Linked DNA regions of Homo sapiens: region 2 is linked to region 1. A link is an interaction called in ENCODE POLR2A ChIA-PET data of the cell type or tissue named here. Cell type or tissue: K562. All regions are shown on one strand.

What was found. ChIA-PET counts read pairs that join two places held together with the same protein. Peaks named below come from ENCODE experiments on the same cell type or tissue, not always from the same donor. Only the 100,000 strongest peaks of a DNase experiment are listed, where the experiment ranks them.
Region 2: POLR2A ChIA-PET joins it to region 1 with 6 read pairs; 2 of 35 experiments call an interaction of 5 or more read pairs at or near these places.

What each region holds. Positions count from the first base shown.
Region 1 is chr5:43,221,932-43,224,431 of GRCh38, forward strand. All of the region lies in intron 1 of NIM1K (NIM1 serine/threonine protein kinase), which reads left to right. Among named protein-coding and RNA genes, the nearest start is that of NIM1K, 31 kb to the left of the region's middle. In K562, no CTCF peak of the experiment used is centred here; a DNase peak (open chromatin) is centred at 1,344.
Region 2 is chr5:43,611,816-43,614,315 of GRCh38, forward strand. NNT (nicotinamide nucleotide transhydrogenase) reads left to right here. Exons shown (of 22, transcript NM_182977.3): 3 at 1,093-1,322. Among named protein-coding and RNA genes, the nearest start is that of NNT-AS1, 9.8 kb to the left of the region's middle. In K562, no CTCF peak of the experiment used is centred here; no DNase peak of the experiment used is centred here.

The DNA.
Region 1 (2,500 bases):
ACAGTGCTTAGCATGTAGTAGATGCTCAGTAAATGTTGAATAAACGGATGAAGCATTCTGTGGTTAGTGCAGATCTTGGAGGAGGAGGCATGAGAGTTTCAGTCCCTTTGCTTTCCAAGTGGACAGACACTACCTCTGGCTCACTCAGTGTCTATTATGGCTCTATACTGGTGCTGCTTCTGAGGTCCTGAGGCCATCTATTTTGTTTGTGAAAAAGTTCTGGCCTTGCCTTATGTCCCACATTCCCCAGGGGATTGTCAGCTCCCTTTGTGAATTCTGAGCAGGATGTCCAATCACTGAAGGGTGAGAAATACGATCTTATGGTTTAGGACAGAGCAGAGGAAAGACAGGATGAATTTATAATAATCAAATTGGTGGGTTGCTGGGTGGGCAGTGAGAAGAGAGAGAAGAAAACTATTAGTGATAGACTAAGGCAACTGAGAGAAAACCTGTGGTATTCCACATTTATTTACTCATTCATTCACCCCTGAAACATTTATCAAAAGCCTACTTTGGGCCAGGTGTGGTGGCTCACACCTGTAATCTTAGCACTTTGGGAGGCCGCAGTGGGAGGATTGCTTAAGCCCAAGAGTCAAAGTCAATACTGGGCAACACAGAGGGACCCCATCTATACAAAAAATGAAGAAAAAAAACTAGCCGAGCATGGTGGTGAATGCCTTTAGTCCCAGCTACTTGGGAGGCTGAGACTGAAGGATCACTTTAGCCCAGGAGTTCGAGGCTGCAGTGAACTATGATCTTGCTACTGTACTCCAACCTGGGCGACAGAGTGAGCCTGTCCCTTAAAAAAAAAAGAAAAAAGAAAAAAGAAAGCCTGCTTTGTAGCAGGCTAGAGACAGCATATATCAAAGTGTTCAGCTTACCTTATACCAAGTATTAAATCCTGGACATTAAAAAAATGTTAGATTGTGCTGGGCACAGTGGCTCACGCCTGTAATCCCAGAACTTTCGGAGGCCGAGGTGGGCAGATCACGAGGTCAGGAGTTTGAGACCAGCCTGACCAACACGGCGAAACCCCATCTCTACTAAAAATACAAAAATTAGCCTGGCGTGGTGGTGCATGCCTGTAATCCCAGCTACTCCGGAGGCTGAGGCAGGAGAATCGCTTGAACTTGGGAGGCAGAGGTTGCAGTGAACCGAGATCGTGCCACTGCACTCCAGCCGTGGCAACAGAGCGAGACTCCATCTCAAAAAAAAAAAAAAAAAAAAAAGTTAGGTTGTTATAAAAACATTCAGGAAATAACTATATAGCACACAGTGGTGCTTAAGAACCCTGAGGCTGGGGCCTCCCTGCCTGGGCTTGAATCCCAGCTGGGGAGAGTCACCTGATAGCATCTCCTTGTGCTGACTAAAGCTCCCTGTTCTGTAAACCTGATATATTAGCACCTACCTTCTAAAATTCTTGTAAGGATTAAATAGTTAATACACATACAGTATCTAGAATAATGCCTACCACATAAAATGTGTTATATAAGAGCTAACTGTTATTGACATAATTATTAAGGGCCAGAATAGTTCATTGAGATTATCCTCTAAATTTCAATAAAATTTTGGATATCTCATTTTCCACATTGCCTTACTACCTAGACATTTTCATAGTAACAGCCATGTACGTACATATCTATCATACAGCTTGAGCTATTAAGAACCAACAGCTCTCTTCTTATTAATGTTACTTTCCTTTTGTTAAATGATTACCATGGCAAAGAGCTGTTTTCTGCCTTTGAAAAATCAGCTTCACTCCAGAGGTTACCAGAACAGAGAAGAAAATCTGATAGGTGGGAAACCTTTGAGCCCCTAGATGGATAATTCAGAGGGCAGGAAAGCAGCTGCTTTTGTTTCAAATTAGGTTGATATAAATGAATTCCTGCCTGAGATTTCAGTGCTTTGGCAGATCAATGGGCTCAGGAATCAAAGGCATCAAAGGTGATGTTTCTAATGTGAATGTATGAGCCTTTTAAAACACTAATTAAAGACTGTCCCTCGTTTGTTTTATTGTGCAAAAATAGCAGCATCATGAAAGATTCTTTTTTGAGGGTTAAAAAAAAATCCATTGATTAGAAAGATACAGTAGAAAGGTTGAATACATTATTTTCACTTTTTTTTTGTCTTTTTGTTTTTTTTTTCCTTTTTCTGGAGAACGGGGTCTTGCTATATTGCCCAGGCAGGTCTCGAACTCCTGGGCTCAAGCTATCCTCCCCCCTCTTGCCTCCCTGAGAGCTGGGATTACAGGCGTGAGCCACCGCACCCGGCCTATTTTCATCACTGAATACAAGAACCTATGCGCTGTCCCCTCACCCCTAACACCCCCAGTCGAAGTGTCCCATAATCTACCTGCATTGCTTGGACCCCTGAAGTACAGTTCATTTGTACAATTAAGATTTGTTAGGCTGAGGCAGGAGAATCGCTTGAACCCGGGAGGCAGAGGTGGCAGTGAGCTGAGATTGTGCCATTGCACTCCAGCCTGGGCAACAAGAGCAAA
Region 2 (2,500 bases), 390 kb after region 1:
AAAATGTTTATGCTGCATATTAAGTAAAACATCAGGAGAAACTGATGTCCTGTAGCTAAAGATGGTCTGAACCATATCTAAATATAAGATTGTACTATATAGGCTTTTTTGGGTTGCAAGGAACAGAATCACATCAGATTATATTTTGTGATGAGGGTTTGCTATGTGGATTCTTGGCAAGTGTGAGAGCCCAGAAACCCCCCATCTACTCCTTGGATAAGTGGAATGTTATTTGTAGAATTCATGGCTGTGACCCATCTTCTCTCTTTAAATATCTACTACTGATGTTTCTATCACTGTTACTGCTGACCTCCCTTTGATTACCTCATAGCTGTGCTTACAAATAATATTTGCACTGATCTACTCTCCTTGTCCCTCTCTGTGGGTCTCCCATTTAAACTCCTTGAGAGAGAACCCAGTGGGTTGAGTAGTCACTGGCCAACATAGAGCGTCCTTGGACAGAGTTCCTGTCTAAGTCATCTTATAAGGTGCAGCTGCTAGTTTTCCTTGTCTGCCCTGTAGATGATTGTCCTTGACACAGTTGCTGATCCCTTGTCTAAGTGGCTGAGTGTGTAGAGTCTTAAGATACAACACTTAGAAATTTATGAGGCATTGTGTGTGGCCAAATTGCCTGGAAGGGAACTTTGAGTGTGGCAGGCCATCAAAGTGTCTAGGATACAGTTGTTCTTCAAAATAGCTAATTACTTCCAATTTTGTTAAAAGTAAGGGCAAGGAGACCATAACCTTGCCCTTAGTTTGAAGAATGGAGTCAGCATGTGGAGGGATCTCTAAACCCATTTTTTTTTCTCCTACAAATCAACTAAGCTTGTTATATTCCTTGAAGAAAGCCAATTGATTAAATAAAATATTTAGAAGTTTCAGAAGAGTAGGCATAAAAGTTTCTTATAATCTACCACAAAAGTCAAAGAATTATAAGTATGAATCAGGAACATCATTCTGAACAGCAGCTTGCATGTGTGGTATATTTTGAAGAAAAGATTGCTCCTTTCAATTTTCTGAAATCTGTTTTTAAACATTTTTTGTTTGTTTTTTTACCAAATATATATTTTTTTTGCCTTTGCTTGTTTCTAGGAATTCCATATAAGCAACTGACTGTTGGAGTCCCCAAAGAGATATTCCAAAATGAGAAGCGAGTGGCATTGTCTCCTGCTGGTGTTCAGAACTTGGTCAAGCAGGGTTTTAATGTTGTCGTGGAATCGGGTGCGGGCGAAGCTTCCAAGTTCTCAGATGATCACTATAGAGTGGCAGGTGCCCAAATCCAAGGGGCAAAGGAAGTGCTGGCTTCTGATTTGGTGGTCAAAGTAATTATTCCTTTTTCCTCTCCCATTTACAGCATGCTGACTTTTTGAAATCTTTTCATAGAAAAATTAAATTACTTTATCTGGAGTTACACCTTTTCCTATTTTCAAACAGTGTATTTTTCTCAAAGAAATGACTGCATGTCGTCATATTCTTCATGCTCCAGTAAAACTTTTATCAGACAATATGATCTATGTTTAACCATGAGGAGAGAAAAAGTGATCTTCATTTTTACATTTGCTATATGGACATTTTCTTTTAATTGGCTAGGAAAAATTTGTTCTACATGGTCCATATATATCCAGAGTACCCACACGTGAACATTTACTGCTAGAATGGAAAGAAGGTATGGAACTTAGTCTGGGACTAAATGTTCAGTGATCTTCTGACACCTGAAGGCGCAATGACTTACACTGACATACGTGCTATTTCTAGAGAGGGCATGACTATTTTGGAGAAAGCAGCTTTGGGCTGAGTGGCGAGTAGCTTTACCTACTCTAAAATAAGTTCTTAAGGTAATATATAACAGAAATCTATATACTAAATGACTTGAGAATTAAAATATTAAATAAAAAATCCTTTAGAGAAAGGGGGAGAGACTGTATCAAGGGTCTAGCACAGATGATAACTAGAGTTGAGCATTAAATTAAATGCTAAGCCTCCTGCAACCAAAGCAAACAGGGAAGTAACTCATTTTTTCAGGAGATACAGCTTTTTTCTACATTAATTTCTATGAGGTATCAATCACATAGTTTTTTTATTTCCTTACATAAAGCCCACTGAATAACTTGACAGGATCCTAACACTTGACAGGTGGTTTTTGCTAAAGTTACAAAACCAATTTTTGCTATTGAAAGTTAATAGTAAAATTTGTGGCATGGGGGTTAACTGTAACTCAGCTAAAGCTTTTTAAAGGTTTAAGTTTACAAATACTTGGTGATATAGCTAGATATATAGTAAAATTACTTAGAGAAAAAAGAAGAGTATAATTCATTCTCATATATATTCTAGGGATCATCTTTTGAGATGTCTTGAAAAAGCCCTATAAGGGTGTGCTTACATTTTGGAAGTGCTATGTGTTCCTTTTAGGGATTCACAATGTATATAAGCAGTTAATGGTGTGCTCAGAAATCCTATAACATAGAATATTGTATGACTTTATACAGTACTAGCATTAACA